Regions from separate parts of the Homo sapiens genome. Here region 2 is linked to region 1. Evidence: chromatin contacts called from ENCODE Hi-C data. All regions are on one chromosome and are shown on one strand. The core of a region is the stretch at or near the end of the contact, and the rest is flanking DNA. Distances in the headings are between cores, read along the strand shown. Region 1 holds the start of SHROOM2 (shroom family member 2). Region 2 overlaps WWC3 (WWC family member 3).

Region 1 (4,679 bases), core at 547-3,046:
TGGCTTCGCCTCTTGGTAAGGAATAATACAGGGAAGTCCTGTGCACCCTTCACTCTTCACCTGCCTGTTCCAATGGCAACACGTTACAAAACTACAGCACAATGTCACAACCTGGAATATGGACATTGATACAATCCACCAAGCCTTTTCAGATTTCCCGTTTCACGTGCATTTAGTTCTGTGCAATTTAGCTTAATCAACTTGGCAGCTCCTGTGACCATCACCACAGTGAAGATACACTCGACTTGATTCTGAGAGGCACATTCCTTAAGCCTTCGTTTAATCTTTGAAAAAGAAAAAATCGCCTCATTCTTCTAACTAAAGGCATTCAGAGACTGTAGTTAGAAGTTAATTATGGGGCAGTCACCACGTGCCCAGCGCCATGACAGGTGCCCAGTGGAGCTGCGACTCTGAATTTAATCGGCTGCATGAGACACCTCCACAGAATGCACCCCTCTCACTTGACCTCTGAAGAAACAGACCAGAGCTGAGATTTCTTGTCCCAGCTTGACAGTGGCAGAACCCAGACCCGGGGACCCTTGACTCTCTGTCCAGTGCTCTCCCGGCCTGTCCTGGATGCGTACTCCAGCATCGTCACCTCTGAAAAGGGCCTGGATGGAGCTGCTTAGAGAAAAGAGGTGTTCACCAGCCTTCAGCTACGTATAGAAACAGCAACGAAAACAGCTTTTTTGCAAAGCATGTAAATACCTATCCATGCAGGTACTTTAGACCAGAGTTTCATGGAAACTGAAACCGAGCAGGAAGAGGTGGCACACATGTTGTCCGCAAACTTTCACCAATCCCAGACCTCCACCTCCCCTTTTCGGGGATGTAAACCTGGGAAACTTGAAGACCTTGTGGTCCAATCCTAGGCGAGTGGGGACAGCATCTAGACGCAACGGCTTTCTGCGCGGTGGCTGTGGGAGGCCTCTGCGGGAAGGTGGGAAGGCCCTCGTGGAAACGGGGCACGGTCCTTCTGCGCCCGCCTTCCAAGCCCCTCCAGAGGCCGGACCCGCGCCCGGCTCAGGCTGCTGGGGGGCGCCCTTCCCGGCTCTCTAAGTCCAGAGTGTGAGTGCGCGCAGGGCCGCGCGGGACGGGCGGTCCCTCTGCCCCGGGGCAGCGGCCACAGCGCGGGCACCAGGGCCTCCCGCGGCGCTTCCGCTCTCACCTGCGCGGCAGCCCGCGGTGCGCGAGAACAAAGTGTGGGCGCCGGCGGGCCGCGCGCCCCGAGACGGAGGAGGCCGGAGACTCCCGCCACGCCACCCCGCGCCCATCTCACCTGCCGCCTCACCTGCCCGGTCCTGGCCTCCAACCGGCGGGCGGGGGCGCCCAGAGCTTCGAAGCACTGCAGAGCTCTGGCGCGGGAGGAAAGGCCCGACCTGGCGCCGGGGCCTCCGCCCCCGTCCTCGCCCGCGCTGGCTCCGCCAGCCCCGGGGCGCGCGCTCCTCGACCCCGACCCCGAACCCGCTGAACGGCGCGCGCGCCTGAGCGCCCCTCCCGGCCCGCTCCCCTCCACCGGGCGAGAGAACCGGGGCGCGCCCCTCTCCAGCTCTCCCCGGTACGAGCGGCCGCGTGGGCCCCTGAGCGCGCACCTGACCCCGTCCCTCACCCTTCGGGCCGCGGGCTGGACCTCTGGACGCGCTCCCCGTGACCGGCCCCGCGGTACGAGCTCCCGAACGCGCCCGCCCCGCCCCCCGTCGGCCCCGCCCCCTCCCCGCCAGCCCCGGCCCCGGCCCCGGCCCCGGCCCCGCCCCCTCCCCGCCAGCCCTCCGGGCTCCCTCCGCCGCCGGGCCGGCACTTTCTTTCCAAGTTACGGCGCAAGTTCTGCGGCGCTCGGAGCCTCCCTTGCGATCCCACGGCCGGGACTGCCCGGAGTGCATGGGCGCGGGCCAGGGACGCTGAGCGGTCGCGCCATGGAGGGCGCCGAGCCCCGCGCGCGGCCCGAGCGCCTGGCCGAGGCCGAGACGCGGGCGGCGGACGGCGGGCGCCTGGTGGAGGTGCAGCTGAGCGGCGGCGCCCCGTGGGGCTTCACCCTGAAGGGCGGCCGCGAGCACGGCGAGCCGCTGGTCATCACCAAGGTAAGGCGGCCGCGGGGCGCGGGCGCTGACAGCCGGGAGCTGGCCGCCCTGCGGGGCGCGTCGAGGTAGGGGCGCGGGAGGGGCGGTAGGCTCGCGCCCCCGGGTCTGGCGCGCGCGTCTGCTGGGGTCACCTGCCGGGCCTGGGCGCCGGGACCGGCGTGGGCGTGTGATCCTGGCGGTTCCCCGCGCCTCGCAGAGTTTAAATGGCTCCTGCCCGGAGTCCCTTTCCCCTCCCCCTCCCTCCTCCGGGCAGGGGCCTGGCCGGGTCCTCTGGCGCTCCCGGGCCCGCCAGTGGCGGCCTGCACCTGCGGGGCTGCCTGGAGGCCAGCGAAGGAACGTGTCCCCGAGCCGTCCCCACCTATGTTTGCCTCTCTGGGGTCCCTGGTTCGGCACCCCTTGGACCCGTGCCTGTGATCACTACGAAATCCAGAGTAGCAGCTGTCGCCAGCGCAACTTCTCGATTCCCTTCAGCCCATCAATGTTTACTGACTTTCGGCTTCCAGTCCCAGATCCACTGCGCACTGGATACCTGCGCAAACTTAGAGAAACCTGAAAGCCTGCTTCCTAAGAGCAGGACCCGAGTTCTAATAATAATAAAGAAATTCCAGATGTATCTCATCAGGAATGTTGTGTGTGTGTGTGTGGTTTGCTTTAGAACATTGAATTTTATTGTCTCAAAACAAAATCCATCTGGAAACTTACCAGTTGAACCTGTATGAACTTGTAAAAGCAAACACATAAACAACAGTCCAGTCACCCTGTGTTCTAGTTAAAAGTGTGTAGTGGTCATTTTCTCTGGGAAGGGTTGAGTCGGACCTTTCGTGTGGACGAAGTTCCTTTTAAAATGTAAAGATTCTTGGCGACTAGAAGCGTTTGAAGATAATTTACTGGTTTTCTCGGCTTTCCTGCCTCTCCACAGCAGGAAGAAATTAAGTGATTCCTAACCCGCCGCACTGGTAATCAGTTTGGGAAGTGGGATGGCTTTGTTGTTCAAATAGCAAATGAGACACCAGCGTCTTCCATTCTATATTTTCTGTCGCTTTTATGATTACAAAACTTTGTGGAGGGATTTGGAGAAGCCTTGTTTAGCTTTGCACTAAATTTTTGTTGAACTCAGGAAAGAGGTTGCCATTGTTATAAATTTGACCAATGTGTAATCTTTTATCACACTGGCTTCTTTGGAAACATGGTGGACAGTCATAAAGTGTGTATACTCTGCCCAGCCAGAACACTCCTCTTTTTTTTTTCTTTTATTTCTTTTCTTTTCTTTCTTTCTTTCTTCTTTTTTTTTTTTGAGACAGGGTCTTGTTCTGTCAGCCTCCTGAGTAGCTGGGACCACAGATGTGCGCCACCATGCCTGGTTAATTTTTTAAAATTTTTTGTAGAAACGGGGAGTTTCACCATTTTGCCCAGGCTGGTCTCGAACTCCTCTGCCTCCCAAAGTCCTGGCATTACAGGCATGAGCCACTGCGCTTGGCTCAGAATGTGGATTAATCCAAGCTTTGAATCTTCCTCTCCCAAAAGCTACTGAAAAGTCACTGGGGCTCATTAAAAAATAGCTCTTCTAATCGTTTTTTTTTTTCCACTTGTAATTAAATAGTTACATATTAGAGCCCTGGAATACTGTACAACTCACTTGCTATTTAGCAGACTCTGATTTGGGGATAGCTTGCATTAAGGTAAGAGCGCACCTTCTCTTTATGATAATGAGGGTATCATTTGAAAGCCTCATGGGAGTGCGTGTAGTAGAACTGGGAGGGGTGTCAAGAACAAGGCTGGTTCGGTCCTGGTCTTCAGATGGAATTTTATCAGCCCATTTTATAGATGAAACAGCTGTGGCCCAGGCAGGGCAAATGGTGTATCCTGAGGTCACAAACTGTTGAGTCCTGGGAAAGGCCCTAAGAATCAGACTCTGGCCCCAGTGTTCAAGCCTGCTGCTCCCCTTCAGTCAGTGCCATCTGCTTGGGTCTGGGATCTCCTGCAATGCCATATTGAATACCTTCGTCACATCGGTTAGGTGAGGGTTTGCCAGCCTTGGCATTGGGGACTTTGTGAGCTGAATCTCTTTGCTGTGGGGCTGCCCTGTGCTTTGGAGGATGCTCAGCAGCCTCCCCAGCCTCTACCTGCTTGATGCTACTGTCACCTCTCTCCAGGTGTGATGACAAAAATGTCTCCAGACATTGCCAAATGTCCTCTGGGGGCAAAATTAGCCTGGTTTTGAATCTCTTTTGTTAGATTAACCATATATCACCTTTGCTCTTAAAGGATTCTTGCTCTTAAAACTTCTGTTTCTTTTTGAATAGACTGGCCTTTAGGGTGGTGTGTTTAGAGGCCTCTGGCATTGCCAGTGTTTGCATGGAGAGCTGTTTTCCTCCCACGCGTTGGCCCTGAGAATAGGCTTTATTTACATAGTCAAACTCAAACAAATACTTGCTTCATCTGCATTTTTTGTAGCTGGAGAAAGGAAATTGAAGCAGGAACTCCCAAGTGCTGTGTTTTATGGGCATCCACAGTGGCTGTTCAGAATCAGGACTGACTACTCTCTGGGTCTAGTTTGAAGCTAAAGGGATACCAACTTCAGAGGAGTAGCATTCTTGGAAT
Region 2 (4,679 bases), core at 889-3,388, 330 kb after region 1:
AACAGTTTCAGAAGTGTACATCTATACACGTGCGCATTTTTGTTTTGGGTTTTTTTTAAAAGCATACGAACTTTTTAAGCTAGTAAGATTTGGCTGCTCAAGAATGGCCAATGTCAAGGGCCTCAGATGTGTCATTTTCTCAGATATTCCTCCTAACAATGCCCCAGGTGGGAACTGTTCTCACCCCAGCCCCAGTGGGAGCCCAGAGGGGGTGAATGGCTTGACCAAGTGTACCTGGCTAGTATGTGTTCCAGCCAGGACTGGGACTGGGACTTGGGCACGGGTCTCTGCTGTTGCCCACTGCTCTCTGCCACCCTTTCCGTGCTCACAGGGTGAGCAGGGGTGGCTGCCCTGCCATCTCAGATGGCCATGCTGTCTCATTTCAGCCTGTGTGCCAGCACCCTGACGGTGTCCTCGGGGAGCAGCCGCGGGTCCCTAGCCTCCAGCCGTGGGTCTCTGGCCTCCAGCCGGGGCTCCCTGAGCTCGGTCAGCTTCACGGACATCTACGGCCTCCCGCAGTACGAGAAGCCCGACGCTGAGGGCAGCCAGCTTCTACGCTTCGACCTCATTCCCTTCGACTCTCTGGGGCGAGATGCTCCCTTTTCAGAGCCCCCAGGCCCCTCGGGCTTCCACAAGCAGAGGCGGTCCCTGGACACGCCCCAGTCCCTGGCATCGCTGTCCTCCCGCTCCTCGCTGTCCTCGCTGTCGCCCCCAAGCTCGCCCCTGGACACGCCCTTCCTCCCTGCCTCACGGGACTCGCCGCTGGCGCAGCTGGCGGACAGCTGTGAGGGGCCAGGCCTGGGCGCCCTAGACAGACTGCGGGCACACGCCTCGGCTATGGGGGACGAAGACTTACCAGGCATGGCGGCCCTTCAGCCACACGGGGTCCCCGGGGATGGGGAAGGGCCGCACGAGCGAGGACCCCCACCAGCCAGCGCTCCCGTGGGTGGAAGTAAGTGCGGATGTGGCCTCCTGCGGGGCGAGGGTTACCTGCAGGGCGGAAACTGTGGGGTCCAGAGTGAGGATGGCTGGCTTTCCAGGTCCATGGTGAGCTTTACGTTTAGGAATATTGATGTGATCGGGAAGAGCACACACCTGCTCTTTCTGATCTGTGTTGGGGAAAGATCATTGAAATTGACAAAGTTGTCTTTCCTAGGTATTTGGCTTGTTTTCAAAAAATACTTAATTGTTGAAAACTAGGGTAAGAACTACACAGGCTTCCACATTCAGAGGCTGCTGGAGATGGATTAGGGCCTTCATGACCTTTGCAGCGTGCGTGCCGAGATGGAACCGTCAGTGTGTGCCCGCCTGAGACCATTATGCCAACAGGTGTCTGGTTGTAGCTAGTGGAAATCTTGACTTCTTTTGTTGCTTTGACATCTCTTTATCTTTTATAGTTTTCATAGTTTCCAAGAACATAGGTCTATCAAATGTGGAAGTGAAAATAATTGTGTAATTTCAAAAGACATGCCTGTAAGTATCGGTCATTTCTACTGATTTGGTTTCTCTGGTGATTCTTCAAATGGAAAAACACGGAGCTCCGTGGAGCCTCATCCATTCAGTTGGTGTTGGTTCAGCTCCTCCTCGGAGCTGGGGTCTTTCAGCTTGTAGCCTGCTTGGAAGACCAAACTGCTATTGAAGGGAATATTGACCCCATGTGCTTTTCTCAGCCACCCATGGCAACTTTATCTTCCTTTGGTTTTAAAGAGGATCAAGAACAAGGTCTCCCGTTCCTGAAGTTCAGCCCATTTAATTGACTTTTATTTGCACGGCAAAAATGTTTTAAATGTTCCATTTAGGCAAACACTAGATAATTTGTGCAGCATAGTGGATCTCAGCCAGGGGTGTTTTTGCGTCCTGCCCCTGGGGAACACTTGGCAATGTCTGGAAACATTTTTGGTTGTCACAACTAGGGGATGGGAGATGCTCCTGGCATGCACAGGGCAGCACCCCCTCCCCCTCGAGAATGGTCCAGCCCCAAATGTCAAGAGGGCTGAGGCTGAGAAACCCTAGTCACGTACTATGGAGTATTTATGCGGCAAGGGGTAGAAATAAAACTAGAGAGCAGAACCAGTGTGGTGTAGTGGAAACAGCTTCAAACTAGCAGCTGGGAGACCAGGCTTTTGTTCCCTGCCCTGTCCACTTCTAGCTGTGTGACCTTGAACACATACCTGGACTGAGTCTCACCTTTTCCACCCTTGAATGCAGTGATCTTTGTGACCCCTTCCATTTGCCACCATTCTGTTACCCAAGAGATAGATGGATTGGTAGATCAATAGATAGGTTGATCACTCTATAAAATAGTAGTCTGTTGGCACTTACGTGCGTAACCAGAGGCCATCATGTTCTGAGACTGCCCCAGGGCTTTTTGGCATCTCTATTTTGGTGTCTGCCCCTGTGTTTGCAAACACACTTTGGTATCCCCAGATACATTGTTTCTGAAGTCCATATATGCAGGTATCCTTCATTAGCTTTGTTCCTCTTTATAACCACAGGTTGATTGCTCCATGTTTATTCCGTTCAGTCAGAAAAGAAATATCCAATTAGGACTTCTTTCTTAGTCTCCCTCCTCTCTCCCACCACCTTCTCCTTAAGGGATTGAGATTCCAGAATGTCAGTCTAGTTAGGCATAAAATCTGCACAAGGCCCAAGGGCCACTTTGGGTCAGAGGAGAGACAGAGTGGGAGGGAGAAGCGCTGACTTAATTTCACATCCTGGTTTCTTTATTTTTTCCTTTGCTTTCCGTGGCAGATGCTATAATGGTTGAAACTTCTTGGACTGGGAAGTATTTGCTTACGTGTGTAGACACTGCCATCTCGTGGTGGAGCCATATGTCATTCGTGATTATTTCTTGTATTACACTGCCATCTTGTGGCGGATTCGTATATGACATTGGTGATGAATTCTTGTATGGCACTGCCATCTGGTGGCGGATTCTTATATGACACCGCCAATAAATTCCTGAGTGACACTGCCATCTGGTGGTAGATTCTTATATGACATCGGTGGTGGATTCTTGCGTGACACTGCCGCCTAGCGGTAGCTTTTTATGATACTGCCATCTGGTGATGGTTTTATATGTTACATATATTACATTGTTTCAAGGACACATATGTATTATGTTGTTCTAAGGACACGTTTATTTGTATCCTTAGAAACTTGAAATAGTTGACCCTGCTGGGTGTCCCCAGAGGGCCGGGTTGGGTAGCCAGCTTCAGGCATGGACACAGGGGGGGCTCCTCGCCTCCCCTGCCCCATCATGTATCAGCTGTGCTGGGAACACTGCAGTCTAAGTTTGGCCCCCAGCAAGTCTTAGTAAGACAAAATTTTTGTAAGATAAAAATCAAAGTTGTCCAAACTTGCAAACCAGCCTCTGAATGATTTTTTCCTTGTGTTTTCAATCAATCGGAGGAAACAGAAGGCAGGTCAGAGGAGTGGGGCAATACACTGTGATTTTTCATACTATTTACGTTTTTGTTACAGTTTTGTCTTCCCTGGATTTTAAAAGTCAAATGTGTTATGATTATGAAATACTTAGCTATTTTCATCTACCCATTAGTATTTGCTAATCAAAACCTGTAAAAATCTTGACTTTGCTCATATTGATGTTTTTATGATATTGATATTCTGTTTAATGTTGTTGGCTTAAATTCTGCAGTGTTTTCACTTTGTGCTTTTTTTTTTTTTTATCTCCTCATGCGGCTCGACAGAAGTGCTCACTGTAAGTGGCCTTGGGAGTCCCCTTGCTCAGCGTTGTTGCTCAGGCCCCAGGCATACGTTTGTGCTGTGGATGGATGTGTTCAGGATGGCTGGGGTGTGGCCAACGACGGTTATCTTATAGCTGTGCTTCAACACAAGTTGGCAATTGGCCTTATTGTTATCTCATTGTTAATATTCAAGCTGTTTAAGAACTTTCCTAGAAGCTTTCACTGTTCATTCCCTGTATGTGTTTGTTTCTGGAATGTAATGGCGTTCGTTGCTGTCATATGCCACCTGGCAGCTCTGCTATGCTGTGGTTTTGACTGTATTTTCTTCCTTTTTACCAAGCACTGTTCACATCCTTGGCTCTTAGTGTCTGTCTGTCTTGAATGATGAAAAGGGAGTAAAGAGATTTTCACATGAACATGGGGAAGATTTGACCCTTGTCTCCCTGGCACTGCTCCTGAGGGTCCACCTCTGTGCCTTGAAGCCCCAGGGCAGGTGTCCGGGGTGTGGAGCGTGGAGTCTGTGCTTTTTCTCAGCCGGGGCAGTTGCCGACAGGACTTCCTCCTGGCAGTTCCTACTTCCACCCACCCTGTGGGTCCAGTGACTCAGCCTGGGCTTCGAGGATTAGCTCCTTCATTTCTTTCCTCTCTGTATTGACTTCTATGGCAATGATGAGAGAGAAACGTGGCCAGACTTGCGCCTTGGGCTGGGTTGGTTGCAGGTGCTTAGGCTCATTACCTGGTGCTGTTTCCCTGCAGGCATCTACAGCTGAGTCTGGGGACCACGCGTGTCAAGGCTGGGAATGCAAATGGTAGTGGTGGTTTCCTTTGCTGGGGGTTGATGCAGTGGTTGGGGGGGCTTCCATTTGCAGTTGAGGGCCAGGTGTTTGGGTCCTTCCATGTGGCAGGGATAAAGAGGAGAGCTGGCATCTGGAGTCATGATCTGTCTGAGAGGCAGTGCCTCCGGCCACCGTA

Evidence for each region. A loop is a pair of places that touch in the nucleus more often than their neighbours do. Pooled maps may share reads with other maps.
Region 2: a map of thyroid gland shows a loop between it and region 1 (4-fold over the local background). The contact joins the enhancer-like site here to the promoter of SHROOM2 in region 1. A Hi-C loop is called at or near these places in 2 of 168 maps with a recorded cell type or tissue (ovary and thyroid gland) and 5 of 50 pooled maps.

Annotation. Positions count from the first base shown.
Region 1 is chrX:9,784,633-9,789,311 of GRCh38, forward strand. It overlaps SHROOM2 (shroom family member 2), which reads left to right and starts at 1,797. Exons shown (of 10, transcript NM_001649.4): 1 at 1,797-2,078. The coding sequence starts at 1,914.
Region 2 is chrX:10,116,738-10,121,416 of GRCh38, forward strand. WWC3 (WWC family member 3) reads left to right here. Exons shown (of 24, transcript NM_015691.5): 12 at 387-952. Among named protein-coding and RNA genes, the nearest start is that of CLCN4, 38 kb to the right of the region's middle. RefSeq lists an enhancer at 2,692-2,986. Within about 2 kb of position 2,139, at least 2 of the 41 ENCODE cell types and tissues checked have a DNase peak (open chromatin) inside an H3K27ac peak, as active enhancers do.